2 separate regions of the Homo sapiens genome follow, and region 2 is linked to region 1. Evidence: chromatin loops called from intact Hi-C (ENCODE). Cell type or tissue: IMR-90. All regions are shown on one strand.

Region 1 (8,000 bases):
TGCTGGGTCATATGGTAACACTGTGGTTAGCATTCTAAGCAACTACAGTTTTATATTCCCACCAGCAGTGTACAAAGGTTTCAATTCCTCCTCATCCTCACCAACATTTGTTGTTTGGGGATTGTTCATTACAAATACATGAAACAGTGGTTACCAGAGTCAGTCAGGGTGGGAGGGAGGAATGCAGAGATTTAGGTCAAGGATACAAAGTAGCAAATACGTAGAATGATTTAATTCTTTACATAAATAGAACCTTACAGTATGTGTGCTTTTGTTTCTGACTTCTTTTGCTCAGCATTAGATTCAGGAGATTCATCAACATTGCTGCGTATAGTTGCAGACAGTTTACTATCCTTATTGAATGGTGTTCTACTGTGTGAACATACTACAGTTGCTTTTTTCATTCCACTAGTGGTGGGCATTTGGGTCATTTCCAGTTTAGGGCTACTATGAATACTGCTGCCTTGAACAGTCCAGGATACATCATTTTGTGAGCTGCTTATTTTTATTATTTGTGCTACCTGAATTTTGTATTATGTGCAGGTATTACTTTTTTTAAATGTCCTAAAAACACCTTTAAGGGCTTTTAAACTAGGATCAGAAACTTAGCTCCTTCCCTACTGACAAGCAGGCAGAAAAAAAAAATAATAGTAATAGCTAGTATTTACTGAATGCTCATTGAGCCACCTCTTTAGGGAAAAAAATCTTTTCATATATGTTTGCTTTTAATCCTCCAAATTACTCAAAGCCATAGGTATTCTCATTATGCCCATGTTAGACCTGCAGAAACTGAGACCGAAGGAGGTTAAATAACTTGTGCAAAACCATACAACTAGCAAGTAGGGAATCACAGTACAAATACAGGTCTCTGAATATAAAGCCTGTGCATTCACCCTCCAATTACACAGCCTCTGATTACACTCAGCTGGGAGTTCAGGGAGCCTGCTAGACATGGGGAGGAGAAGCTGAAATGAGAGCACCTGAAACTGCCAGCTCAGTCCAGCTCAACAGCTCGGATTGTTCTCCCCACCGCCCCCCTACTTCCTGTCCTAATTAATCAAATGCTCTTGAACATGAAAGAGAGTGAGATTGGATTTTTGTTAAGATGAAAGAAAGGAATCTGTTCCCATCTGGCACCTTCAAAACTCTCCTATTCAAGCCAGCAGGGAGCATTTATGCAACCTACATGGCAGTTTAATAATTCCCCAAGAATGCCAGGAGATTAAGCAATGTCACAACCGATCTGGATCCACCGGCACTTGAGAATAATGGAAAGAGCAGGGGTCTAAGGTCTAGGACAGGGGTCAACCAAATTTCTCTGTAAAGGCCCAGATATTAAATATTTTAGGCTTTGCAGGTCCTATGATCTCTGTGTCAACTACCCAACTCTGGCATTGTAACATGAAAGCAGCCATGAGCAAACAGGCATGGCTGTGTAACTAAAACTTCTTTTATGGCACAGATATTTGAATTTCATATAATTTTCATGTGCCTGGGCATATATTTCTTTTTTAAAAAATATTTTCTAACCAGTAAAATATGTAAAAGTTATTCTTAGTTTGAAAGCTGCACAAAAATGGAGGACAAAGTCTAGCGACCTGAATTCAAATCCTCTCTCTGCCATTTGTTATTTCTGTGGCTTTCGACATATTACTTACATTCACTAAGCTTCATTTCTCTCTTGAGAAAATGAGCAGAGCAGGTGCCATGCATTCAGGGCCTCCCTTGTGGCTGGCACTGAGCCACATGCTTTATATGCTTTACTGAATTAAATCCTACAATAACCACAAAAGGCTGAAATTATATGATTGCCTTCTTCAGATAGTTACGATGATTAAGAAATTATGTCTATAATTGTGCCTGAGCTGGCCTCCATAGTTCATTGAGTTTGATGCTTCCTGTTGTACGCAAAAATTGCCATGTTGGTTCGATGAGAGCATGCCTGCTTTTTCTACTACCTGTGGTGTTTTGAGTACCTATATTTGTATTGCACTTACAGTGAAAATTATCTAATTATATTATTCTATTTAATTACAATTGCATCAAGCTCCAATAAACAATCCAAATTTCACTGAACTGAAAGTTGAGTGCACACTTTGAATAGTCACTCCTTCTGTTAGGTTGGTGCAAAAGTAATTGCCATTACTTTTAGTAGCAAAAACAGCAATTACTTTCGCACCAACCTAATATATATGTGCACAGTAGGCAGTTTGGCTCAGGTACACTTATTCAAAACATTGCATTAAGTAAGATAATACATGTTAAATACCTAGCACACAGCCTGGGATGCAGGTGTCGGCCAGTGTTTGTTCCCCACTTCCTTAGTGACAAAGATTAGGCTTAGCTACTTTTTGGGAAAGGTGAGTGCCACCAGAAAGATGAGGCCAAGGCCTTATCAGACACACTGGAACACAGCCTTCCCAAGGAATAAATCCAGAATATTTTGTGTATGAGTTCTGGCTCTGAAGCCCAGCCTGTTCTTACACTGACCCCCCAGTTTCTGCCTTGATCAGCCACCCACTAGGCTGGGCATTGCTTCCTCTCACTCTGCTATCTAGTGACCCAACCTCGGCCCAACCCTCCAGCTTTCTTCTGGCCATGCGACTGTTCTGCTAGTCTGCTCCGCATATCTGCTCCTACCTTCCGATGCCTCCTCTGAGCTTTGGCTCCACTCCCCACTCAGCACAAACAACTTACTTTGCCCCAGTATGGGGTACAACAGCTCAGACTCTTCTAGAGGTCTAATCCTGGACACCTCGTTTGCTTTATAAGCACAATCTGGAAAGAAGAGTTTCATTGCTCAGAGCCCCTCAGGAAGCAGAAGAGGAGAGTGGTGAAGAGAGCATTCATCCTCTGGAATGACCATAACTGGTGTTTCAATCCCAGCTCCCCTCCATACTAATACTTGGGTGAGTTACTCACCAGGTCTATGCTTCAGTTTCTTCATCTGTAAAATGGAGGTTGTAAAAATATCATCTACCCCATAGGGTTATGGTGATGATTAAATTAGTTCTTCTATAGAAAGTGCCTGCAGCAGTGGTTAGCATGTGGTAGGCACTTTGTATGTGTTATCTGTTATGTCTGTTTGCTCTTACTAACATCTATATTTCTGAGTCCTAGACCTCCCCAGAGAGTGTGAAGTTCATGGTGTTTCATGGGAACAGATGTAAGCCCACTTGCTGAATCTCTCTCTGAGCTAATAATTAACAAATACATTGCACAGTAGCTTACCAGGAAAGCCTATACTGGTCTGAACAAGAAGAAACTTGCTGAACAATTCTAAAGCTCACTTCTCAATATAACAGCAGCCCTTGCTCAACATGTTGCCCATATCTTCAGTACCGTGCAGAGGTCACAGCCATCATATTCTGCCAGCTCTTCCCCTATGGGTTGAGCAACCATATGTGTCTTCCCAACCAGGACATTTTTCATTTTTAGCTTCTTGTTTTGACATAATTTCAGGTTTACAGAAAATCTTCAAGAGTAGTACAAATACCCCCATGTACCCTGTACACATATTCCTGAAATGTTAATATTTTTCATATTTGCTTTATCATTTCCTCTATCAGTCTATCTATAATACCTACCTATCTACCTATCCATCCATCTAAAAATGTCCCAGGTAATCAGCAAACCTGCTTTAAATGTCACCAATTATCCCAAGAACATCCTTTTTAGCACAAAAAACCCCGAATCATGTATTGTATTCAGTTGCCATGTACGTTTAGTGTTCTTTAACTTAGAACAGTTCCTTGGTCTTTCTTTGTATCTTATGACATCAACATTTTTAAATAGCATAGGTTAGATATTTTGTGGAGTTTCTCTCACTTTGGGTTTGTGTGATGTTTCCTTCTGAATAGATTAAGGTTATGTGCTTTTGAGAGTTATACACCAGGAATGATGCTATGTTCCTCTTAGTATATAGTATCAGCAGACACAGTATATCAATTTGTCCCATTACTAGTGATGTTATTGTCAGATTTCTCCACTGTAAAGATACTATTTTTCCTTTTGCAACTGACAAGTATTTTAAGAGTACATAGCCATCCTGATACTCCTTAAACTTTCACTCACAGCACTTACCATACAGTGTAGATTCCTGTCTGAATCAATGCTATAAAGGTTTCCAAATGATGATTTTCTAATTTCATTATTTCTTCTATACTTATTAGCAGTCTCTCTACTTTAAGGAAGAAATTTCCCTTCTCTCCCATTTTTAAATTTACATCATAGGTTCTTCTTTTATTCTGTGGGTTATAATTTGTTGCCATAGTTATTTCTTTTTATGCCTAGATTGCTGACTGGGGTCAGCAAGAGCCCTACAATTTGGTGCGTGTTTCTGTTGACATGTTTCTCAGCATTTTTGGGCATGTCCTCACTTGCCAGCACAACATGATGTTCCAGGCTTATCTTGTCCTTTTCCCAGCCCCAGGCCAGGAATCAGCCATCTCCAATGAGCCAAGTAAAACCATGGCATATTTAAGAGAAAGGGCCACAGGCATAATCATGGCGGGTATAAACTGAAACTGACCTAGAAATGCTGGGTCATATTCCCAATCTACCACTAGATGTCCTTCCACACCTCAATAGTTCTTCACAGGAAGCAGTCCTGGGGCATTTGGAAATGGTGGGATATTTGGAGTTATCACAAAGACTGGGGCAGCAGGGGTTACTTCTGGCATTTAGTAAGCACAGCCCAGGCATGCCAAATTTCCTGCACAGGACCATCTATCCTAACACAGAATTGCCCCATAAGTAGCAATCCTGTTAATAAATAGTGGCCCAATCCCTGAACTAATCTATCTTGTGTTCTAGTCTCTCAAGGATTGGCTTAGTTCTTTTCACCTTATCCGCCATCAGTTAATTTAATCACCACTGTTTCCATAGTGAGAATCTAATATATTAGACTGATCAAGTGTGTTAATCAAATATATTGGATTAGCTGGCATGCATTATAGCAAATAAAATAGCCAGTCTTCATTTTAGATCTAGTTTAAAGAAAGCCTCTACTTCTTATGTGTCAATTTTTGCAGAAAACATTATTCTAGCAAGTTGGCAAGGAGTCTAGGACTTATGTTAAGACACACCATCTCATCCCCAGTTCTTGCAGCTCTCTGTCTAGTTATTGGCCCTATTCATTGCATCAGCACCAACAACAGCTACCCAGGTTTTATAGGGCAAGCATTTTACTAAACATTTTACATAAACTATCTCATTTAACCTTCACAGTAGCCCTATAAATCAGGCATTCTTATTACAATTTTACAAAGAGCCCTGGATTCCGTGTGGTCAGTAGCAAGCCCAAGATAGCACAGCTGTCATGTAGCAGAGCCAACATTCAAAATCCCACAGTCGGGCTCCAGTAGCCATGCTGTGTACTGCCCATGCATGTAAGAACATACCCAACACAATGAAAAATAAGAAATGAAATAGAAAGGGCATGGAAAATATCAAATCATAACTGCAGAGGAAAAAAGTCAAATTTAAGCTTAGAGTTACTGCAAAGTTACTGCAACCCATCATATTTTATTTTGTGCTTCCTAGTTAGTGGCTAAAACTAAGGGCAAAACTGACTAAATATAATTTGTTGTAATCTTGAGGGAAATGCACAGCAAGATGTTTCTTGATCAAGAAAACTGATACTACGGAGCTTTATATTCAGTACTTTGATGAAACAGCACTAAAATGTCCTCAATAACATCTCTACAAAGAATCAGTGATTCTTAGACCTCTAAGAGGAGCCAGTGTGATGCCTAAACATAGGCATGTAGGCTACTTGACAGACAGACTCAGCATAGCAGTCATCATCACGTAGTAATTTCTAGCATCCTAGTAGCTTTCTCACTGGCTTTAGTTTTGAATAAATGGGATTTTTGCTAAGATCTTACATTATGCAACAGAGGCAACCACAAAGACCACCCCTAGAAAATGAAATGATCTTGGGCCCCTTCCTCCCTTACCTCCTGCTTCACACTGCATTCTTTGGGAAGCGGATGCTGAAACAGAGTCAGGTATACAAAAATCTGGGGAGAAGTCACTCCTGTGAAAGCAAAGGGAAGAAGTAAGATTGGGCTGGAGGACCCATCAGAGCCTGACATTAACCTGACAGTCTCTGGCAGCTCAGGAATCCTTTAGGATTTCCATGTTGGGTATAAATGATTAGACTCTTCTACTATAACTTAGTCATTGGTAGAGGTTGTACCAAGAATAGCATGATCCCAGCTAAAAAGCTGAGGCAAACCCTGAGGAATCTAACAGCTGGAGGATGTCAGCAAACCATATACCTCACAGCTGGACAGCAAGGTCTTTCTTGAAGGGGGATCTGAGCAGCATATCTCTATGTCTGCCTCATTTCCCTATGTACAAGCGTGTACCTGATTGCAGCAGAATGAGATGAGAAACAAATATTTTTTTGTTACAATTTACCACTTCCATCTCAGCCTGCTACCCCTTAGCTCTCCTTGGGCAAAGGGAAAAAGACATTTGAAGAGCCTGCCTCTTGGATAAGTGAAAATGGAACTCTCCTCTCCTTCTCTTGGATTTCTAAACATCCCAGATCATTTCTGTGAATTCTTTTTATTAGGAAAATAGCATCCTTTAAAAGAGAAAACAAGTTGTCTATGTCTTATATTCAGAGTCAGTTTGAGCCCCATGTTGTGCAATGATCTTGTGCAATGATAATTACATGCTACCATGCCTCAAGAAATTTCCCCTTAAGTGGAGTGAGGAGGAGAAATAGTGGAGGCTCAATGTCTTGTTTTAAGAAAACACCTGTTATTGCTGAACCTGATGCTTGTGCTTATGAGCACAGGAGTTTTTTGTGGCCCAGCAATAACCAACAACTCAGGTAGGCCAGTTGCCTCATTTAATGAGCTTCTTGGTTTCTGAATACAACAGAGGCAAAGAGAGTAAGTTTTACGAGGACTTGGGTTTCCTTAATTAGACACAAGCTTTTTATTTGGTTGGGGGAACTAATGGAGAAAGGGAGACACTAGCGGCATTTGTAACTTGTTAAGACTAATTGAAAATCTTAGGACCAAAGCTTTCTGTGAAGAGAGTGCTCTAATGAGAATAAATGTGATGATTATTTACCTAATTGAGCAGTAATGACTGAGGTGTGAGCCACTTCCCCAGGATTAATAAAGAGCCGGGGAGTTGACAGTTTAGACCATTAGGCTTAGCTGGTACTTCATCTTGGCGAAGGACACAGTGCCAGAATCATATTAATATTGTAAAATGAGCCCAAAACATAGACATATACTTTTGGAGAAATAATTTTAATTGGCTAAGTACCTGACATCAGGTTGGGCCATTCAGTTTTATCATTAAACAAAGTTTCACACAAGTTCTTCAAGACTTGTGCCATTTACAGTGTTCTCAGCATTCAGTGTTTAAAAAAGAAAAGTAGAAGAGGGACCTTTATCAATATCAAAAATAGTTTTTTGTGCAACCAAAAGCAAGCAAGCTATTATTATATATACACACTCGCTTTAAAAACAACACTAAAGACATTGAGTTGAGCTGGAAGCATTGCATACTCTGAGATACACAGTTGATATTGTTACCCACAGTGTCCCTTCAGGAAAGCCAGAGGTCATCTGCAACACCACAATTAAGGATAAAAGGACCTTATATTATCAGAAATTTCAATGTCTTCATAAAAATTGTGTTTATATTCAATATCTCCCTTATTTAGTGTGACAAATGTTCATGTACGAGTCATCTCAAGAAAAAGAGTTACTCAGCTTGCTACGTATTCATTATTCTATGGCTCTGCTATGCAGGGGAAAGTGCAAACAGCAACTGAGAGAAAGCAGGAATCTAAGACATGGGACTCAACTTGCCCTTTACACAGGGTGAATCCTACACTAGTGACCTTTGTGTTTTAAGGAAGTTTGCAAATATGTTTAATTGGACAACATTTCTTCCTTTATCTAGCAAGCACTGAGTATCTTGCCAGGCACTATGAAAAAAGATAAAACTATAAACATGAGCAAGGC
Region 2 (8,000 bases), 780 kb after region 1:
GGTGATCTTTTAAAACACTGATTCTGAATGGGGGAAAGGGCGCAGAATAGCCAGCTCCCAGGTTATTCCCAGTCCAGCAGCAGCACACTGCCAGGAGCAAGGCCAAACACAGCATGGTGACTGCGGTTAATAACAATGCATTGTATACTTAAAAATTGCTGAGAGAGTAGATTGTAAGTATTCTCACCACTAAAAAAGGAGTATGTGAGGCAATGCCTATGTTAATTAGCTTTATTAAGCCATTTCACAATGTATACATATTTTATTTTTTAGGTTACAGTCTAGCTTCAGGAGGTACACATGCAGGTTTGTTACAAAGGTATATTGTGTGATGCTGAGATTTGGAGTATAATTGATCCCATCACCCAGGTAGTGAGCATAGTATCAATGGGTTGTTTTCCAACCCTTGCCTGCCCCCCATCTCCCCTGTTTTGTACTCCAGTGTTTGTTGTTCTCATCTTTATGTCCTTGTGATATGGTTTGGCTCTGTGTCCCCACCCAAATCTCATCTCAAATTGTAATCCCACGTGTCAGGAGAGGGGCCTGATGGGAGGTGACTGAATAGTGGTGGCAGACTTCCCCTTGCTGATCTCATGATAGTGAATGAGATTTCACAAGATCTGGTTTTTTGAAAGTGTGAGGCACTTCCCCCTTTGTTCTGTCTTTCTCCTGCCACCACGTGAAGATGCGCTTGCTTTACTTTCATCCTCTGCCATGACTCTTACAGTCACTGAGGCCTCCCAGTCATGCTCCCTGTTAAGCCTGTGGAACTGTGAGTCAATTAAACTTCTTTACTGGCCGGGTGCAGTGGCTCACGCCTGTAATCTCAGCACTTTGGGAGGACGAGGCAGGCAGATCACCTGAGGTCAGGAATTCAAGACTGGCCTGGCCAACATGGTGAAACCCCGTCTCTACTAAAAATACAAAAAAAAAATTAGCTAAGCATGGTGATGGGCACCTGTAATCTCAGCTACTCGGGAAGCTGAGGCAGGAAAATCTCTTGAACCCAGGAGGCGGAGGTTGCAGTGAGCCGAGATCTTGCATTGCACTCCAGCGTAGGCAAGAAGAGTGAAACTCCGTCCCAGAAAAAAAAAAAAAAAAAAAAAACTTTTCTTCATAAATTACCCAGTCTCAGGTAATTCTTTGTAGCAGTGTGAGAACAGACTAATACACCATGTGTGCCCAATGTTTAGCTTATGAGTGAGAACATGCGGTATTTGGTTTTCTGTTTCTGCATTAGTTCACTTAGGATAATAGCCTCTAGCTGCATCCATGTTGCTGCAAAGGACATGATTTTGTTCTTGTTTGTAGCTGTATAGCATCCTATAGTGGACAATGTATACATATTTTGAAATATCAAGTGGTATACCATAAATATACACAATTTTTATTTTTAATGAAAAATAACTACTTTCTAAAAGGCCTAAAGTGCTACACTACAAAAAGGTGTGAGTGTGCTCCAACAGATCAGATCCATTGAGTATAATAGATACACTAGGTGAGGCAACTCTGAGTGGTGAGAAAGGGTGAAGAGCCCTTCCCAGGGGATGTGGAAAGCAAGGGGACCTGTGGCATTAAATACATGGTATTTGCAAGCAGAGATGGGGCTCCAAGGTGGGTCTCACCATTGGCTATTCATTAAAACCCTCCAGGGTAGGTTAAAAATTATGGCCCCACTCCAGTGATCATGATTTAACAGATCTCAGGTGCCCGGGCATAGAAAGTTTTGTTTTGCTTGTTTTTTGTTTGTTTGTTTTGAGATGGAGTTTCACTCTTGTCACCCAGGCTGGAGTGCAGTGGCACCATCTCGGCTCACTGCAAGCTCCGCCTCCCAGGTTCAAGCGATTCTCCTGCCTCAGCCTCCTGAGTAGCTGGGATTACAGGCGCACGCCACCACGACTGGCTAATTTTTTTGTGTGTTTAGTAGAGATGGGGTTTTGCAATGTTGGGCAGGCTGGTCTCGAACTCCTGACCTCAGGTGATCCACCTCCCTCGGCCTCCCAAAGTGCTGGGAATACAGGTGTCAGCCACCATGGCCAGTCAAAAATTTTTAGAAAACCTTTCTGGATAATTCTAATGCACACCCAGAGTTGACAACAGGTGTCCTGCACTGATTCTCACCTGTGTGTTCCGAGCTGGCAAGCTGAGATGCAGGTGTCCTTCGTGATGGGCTGTCTCCTTACTCTGCCTGCAAGGACTGAAGCTCAGCAGGGGTGAGAGTGATTTTCTTTACCCCACAGGGAGATTGGGCTGTGCGGCGCCACCCCCAGTCATGCCATCACGCAGCATGGGGCAGCCTTTCCTTTCATCATGCATTCTTGCAGCTGGCAAGGAATTTGGGACCCATAAGGCAGCAGTCAGCCCAAACCAAGGCCCGCAAGGGCCCTGTGACCTCCCTGCAGTCACTTTGCCAGGAAACAAACACACCAGGAGTGAGGTGAAGGCCCAGTACCTCCCAGACCAAGGCTCCCTCTAGGAAACCTGTGAGAACATACTTTTGACCATCAGGTGCAGATGTCCCCAGGCCCTCTCCAGGGGAAGAAAGGATTCTGTGGCCTCCATCCGTCTCACTAGAGCAGCGCTGAAGGGAGAAGGGGAAGGGAGCCGGGAGCTGCTTGATTAGCTCCTATACACCATGCACCTGGTCGGAAGCCATCCCAAGTACCATCTCTTCTAATCCTCACAGCATATGGGGACACCATGGTCTTGAGTGGTGGGTCTGGTTGTACCCATCTCCCCTGCTGGGCCCCCAGGGGGCCTCTCCAATGTAAGGGTAAAGAGTCCAGGCAAGAAGCTGGGTTTCCATTTCTGTTTGGAGACACCACTGGGTGGGCCAAGTTCTGAGGCCCACCAAGGACTGACAGCACCAGCCAGGGGCTCCCCTCCAACCTCCACCCCAAGACACACAGGAGCTTGATTCTATTTCACCAACCAAGGGCTCCTCCTACCCAAATCCACGTTCTAGTTACAGATAGCAGAGTCCACTAGAGGGTCATGAATCACTCCTATTATTTGCAGTTCTGAAACCAATCAGTCTAAAAGGTCAGCCATCCCTCGCATTGAGCACACTCTCATAGTTAGGCCACAGCAACCTGGGGACTCTGGCCCTGGCCCTTTGACCTGCCGCAGTGACTGCCTGTGTGCCAGTGGGAGATGGGACACAGAACAACCTTCTAGACAACAGGGCGCTGCTCCCAGTGGCTGCACGGCCCAAACCCATGACTGAAATCAGAAGAGAAGCCAAGTCCAGGACAAGAAATCCTCCCTATTGCCAAGCCAAACACGACGTCGTGGCAGCTAAGGCCTCGGCAGCACCTTCCCAAACTGTGGAGAAGGAAGCAGAGCCGCTCTCTCCCGTGAGATGTCAGACTCTCCCAGGCCACCAAAGGAAAGTCTAGTGGGTGGCACCTTCCCTGCACACCCCGGAGTAAGGGTGGGAACTGCTCATATCCTGGCATGAGTGAATGAGTGAGTGAATGAATGATACTCATTGATCTCTGCTCTGAACTAGGCACTGGGAAGGGGCCTTTTACAGGCTGCCTCAGTAAATCCTCACCGCAAAGTAGATGTAGTCTGGCCCCAAACAAGGCCCAAGGAGGCTGGCTAACCTGCCCATGTCACTCCGATAAGGGGCACATGACAGCCGGGGACCTGCAGGATATGTTAAGGGCCCTAGGCCAAGTGAACCCCCAGAAGGCCAAGGTCATTTCCTCCCAGCCACCGCCTTCTGAACTGGAGGACTGAGACACACCTGGAAAACAAAGCCCACAGACACACCCAAACCCCGAAGGAGAAAGAAGTGCGGACTGGGGACCTGCTTTCAGGACCGCCCAGGCTGACTCTGGGCCCGCGGCAGGGCGGGGCGGGGGGCGGGGGGGCGGAGTTGGGGGATAGGACTCGAGCACCCCCCGGGGCAGAGCATTGCCGGGTGAGCCGCATCCCTGCCTGGAACATATGAGAGGTGCGGGGTGTAGGGGAAGTGGGAGCACGCGGGGGGTCTGGGGAGGGGACAGACCGAAGGCAGAGACCACCGCGACAGACACCTATCGAACTTCACGCTAAGGACTGCTCGTTTTACTGATCCGGACTCAGCCCTTAGCGCTGGGCGGTACCACGCGCCGCCAGTGCGGATCATCTGGGCACTGGCGCCACCTAGTGCTGGCAGCGCGGCAATGGCCCTTTTACCGACTCGCGCGTCTATAGTGCGGCCTCACACAACCTCTGCGGAGTCCATGAGCCCTGGAGAGCACAAGTGGTTTGTTTAAGGATAGGGCAGAAATGGGCCAGGAGCTCAGCCTCCTAATCACCAGTCCTGGGGCCCCTACGGAGCACCTTGGTTCTCAACTGTGTGTGGGCTGCAACACAAGGGACAGGACCTTCCCAGACCAGAGCCACAGTTGCAGGCAGATGGTCTGCTCCCTCCCTCGGCCACCAGCTGTGCCCTCCTTTCATCTTATGAAAAATGTATCCCTAGGTTACAATTGAAAAGAAAATAAAACTTCCAGCAGTATCAGAAATCACAAGCCCTAACTGCAGTTGACACAACTAAATAAGGTTTCAGCAGTAAGATTGCTCCCTGAGGCCTCCGCAAGTCTAAAAATCTGCAAATCATGCACATCCCTGAACTTCTCATTTCACCCTCTTTACCCCTTATTCTGGAACGATGAAGGGGAAACACATGTGCATGGGTGCAATTATCATACAGCAATCTTTGCCTATGTGCTAATTTATAAGACAAGTGAATTGTCCACAAACCGTTGGTCCTTTAGCAATTACTAATGACCAATTGCCAATGGGCCAACACGTTGCCGAGCTGTTGTTCCGGAAGGTGGAAGCTCCCTGCTCTATGCCATGCGGCCCTCTCCTACAATGAGAACCATCAGGCAACCATCCACCCAAGCCTAGGCTCTCAGAACTTGCCTTAGAAGTCACTGCTTGACAGCCATCCTTTCCATAGGAAGGTGAACTGCGATTCCAACCAGTCAGCACATACTCCCTCCGTGGGAACAGACAGCTTGAATCCAGGCAGAGGAACAAGCTTTTGCTGTGCTGTGGTTCTCTGTTGAGGCTAGAGAGACTGGAATGCTCTTTCCCTAGATTTGCCCTCAATCTTCAAGGCCAGCGCCTCCAAGACATCTTCCCTGGCTCGCCCCTGCACAGCATGGTGGCCCCCCCAACCTCTCCTTCCTCCCACAGCACCCTGTAGTAAAATTCAAACAAAGCTTTCTGCTGAAACCTTCGCATGGCTTTCATTGCTCTGACAGAAACCAAAGCCACCCCCGCGGCCCTTCCTGGTCTGGTCTTGCCTCCCAGCCCCTCCCTCACTCCACGGCCTCTTTTCTTCTGCTCTCCAGCCCACCCACCTCCGCTCGGACCCTCGGTTTCACCTCCAAAGAGTCTAGTACACTCTGAGCCCTCAGCCTGAAATGCTCTTCCCTCCTCTGTCCGCCTGGTCACATCTCCTTGGGGAAGCCCTCCCCGACCTCCTTAAAGGGCCAGATCACCCTGTTGGAGGTTCTTTGGGCACCTTCATGGCACATGTTCATGTTCTTACTTGGCCAACATAAGCCCTGCCAGGGTTGAACATTCCAGGTTGGGTTTTGTTCATCTTCTACCCCACAGTTGCTGTGGCATTCCACAAGAATAATAGCCATGTTTATGGGGTACCTGCTCTGAGTTGAACCTTGTGGAAGTGCTTTAACCATGTCCTCTCCCTCATCTCAGAGCAACTGTAAAAGGGAGATCACCCACATTTCACAAAGGAAGACAAAGGGGATGAGTCACAGCTCACAGCTGTGAAGAAGCGGGGCTGGGATTTGAACCCAGGGGTTTCTGATGGCAAAGCCTGTACTCCTAGCTACTACTCTATATACCCTGCCTGTCCATTATAGCACCTGCCTCACCAGTACACTGTACTTACAACACCTCCCTCCAGGGAGCTCCCACCAGACAGAGCCCCTCACACCCTCTGTCCCATCCCCTACACTCTGCACATCACTCAGTGGCTGACACGGTAGAGATTCAGTATATGTCTGTTTGTTGAAACCAGGCCCGATAATATGAAAGCAAGGTTCTTTCTACACAGATGAATAGACTGAATGGCCAAAAACATCATTTGCCAAAGGTATTCTGGGAACAGCACTGTCTTGGGATGTTAATAAATGTGCGTCAAACGTGGGCTTCTATCAGCAGATAAAGGTGAGGAGGTAATCACAGTGAACAGACATCCACAGAGGCCCTGATGGTGGGGATTCTCGTCTTTCAAAGCTAATGTGTATTCAGAGCCCTGTGAGGGGGTTGGGGCAGGTGCCTTTTCCTCAAACAACCGTGATGCCAGAACCTTCTTTTCAGGGGGTCCAGTACCAGACTAGAGTCCCACAGAAACTCTAACCCACGGCACCACTTTTCCCCTCACTTTGTGAAGTGTGGGTGGCTCTGACATCTTCAGGATGGCACTGGTCCTGTGCGTGGCGATGGTAAATCTAATAAATAATTGAATATTCAATAACACTCAACTACAGGGGCTCTATCAAGTTCCAGCTTTTAAGTCTGGTTTATTCAGCCAGAAACAGCATGGCAGCTGCTTCTGCTGCCACCCTTCGTGGCATGGCTTTCCACTTTCTTGGTCTGTGGATCCACATTAGTGACGCAGAAATCCCCATGGGCCTCTTTTCCCAATGATTATGGCCGTAAACGCCTCACTGGAAAGTAAGAACAGGGAGGCTGCTTAAATGAACCACAAGGGAGGAGATACCAAGATGATATCTAGCTTTTTGGTTTTTTTGTTTTTTGTTTCTTTGTTTTTTATCCAAGACGGAGTCTTGCTCTGTCGCCCAGGCTTCCCTCTGAGGGAAGAATCCAAGACAGGACAACATCCATTCTTTCACTCAATATACATTTAGTGAACAAATGACAATTTTTATATTGTTAGTGTTTGCATCCTAGCTTTCTCTCTTTCAGCAGACATTTTTAAGTATTCTGTGTGCAAGATCTGGTGTGTTCATTGTTTTTCATGTCCTTGGTTTTAAGAGTTTAAGAGAATTCAATACAATTTGGGGAATATAAAGAACATCAGCTGGCACAGTGACTCACGCCTGTAATCCCAGCACTTTGGGAGGCCACAGCAGGAGAATCACTTGAGCCCAGGAGTTCAAGAGTAGCCTGGGCAACATAGTGAAACCCCAGGTCTACAAAAAAAAAATACAAAAATTAGCCAGGCATGGCGGCGCATGTCTGTAGTCCCCTCTACTACTTGGGGGGCTGAGGCGGGAGAATCGCTTGAGCCCAGAAGGTGGAGGCTGCAGTGAGCCAAAGTTGCACCACTGCACTCCAGCCTGGGCTACAGAGCAAGACCCCGTCAAAAAAAGAAAAAGAAAAAAGAACGTCAATGATATATCGGGGAATGAAAAGCCAACCAATCAATTGTATTCTCAAAGAGAGTTTGTGAATAAATTGTTTGGACCTCAGGACGTATTTCCTGGAGGAAATCTCAGACCGATCATGATTATAGTAAAATATAATGATAATAACAGATAGTAGAAATAATAATTCAGTGTTTACTATTTGCCTTGAAGTTCATTTTCTCATTCAATCCCTGAAATACTGTTATGAGTTAGCTCCGATGGTCATCTCCATTTTCCAGAGGAAGAAACTGAGGCTTGGAGAGATCAGGTAACTAATTTGAGGTCACATAACTGGTAAGTGGTAGGACACGACTCCAAGTCTGGCCTGTCTATCCAGAACCACATCAGCAAAAGCCTATGCAATGCCAGAGCTGTGCTGACATGTGGCAGGAAGTCACACAGTTATATTATAATTACAACATCTATTACAGGGATGTAACAGCATTTAATAAGCAAGCATTTTTTGTATCTCGAACATTAAAATTTTAGGGGGAGGAGTTTTATTTTGAGAATTTGATTTTCTACTAAAGAAATATTTCTTAACACAGAGTTTACACTTTCTGATTCCTGATTCCTACCATCCTATGCAGTGTTCAT

The links. Peaks named below come from ENCODE experiments on the same cell type or tissue, not always from the same donor. Only the 100,000 strongest peaks of a DNase experiment are listed, where the experiment ranks them.
Region 2: a loop joins it to region 1, with 4 times the contacts of the local background. A loop is called at or near these places in 2 of 110 quality-filtered maps.

The regions. Positions count from the first base shown.
Region 1 is chr7:34,755,152-34,763,151 of GRCh38, forward strand. The region is part of intron 2 of NPSR1 (neuropeptide S receptor 1); the gene reads left to right. NPSR1-AS1 (NPSR1 antisense RNA 1) reads right to left here and starts at 3,121. Exons shown (of 4, transcript NR_033665.1): 1 at 2,923-3,121. In IMR-90, a CTCF peak has its summit at 4,571; no DNase peak of the experiment used is centred here.
Region 2 is chr7:35,533,454-35,541,453 of GRCh38, forward strand. No RefSeq gene overlaps it. Among named protein-coding and RNA genes, the nearest start is that of HERPUD2, 160 kb to the right of the region's middle. RefSeq lists a silencer at 4,090-4,159. In IMR-90, a CTCF peak has its summit at 4,149 (motif pointing left); no DNase peak of the experiment used is centred here; H3K4me3 peaks cover 183 bases; H3K27me3 peaks cover 1,453 bases.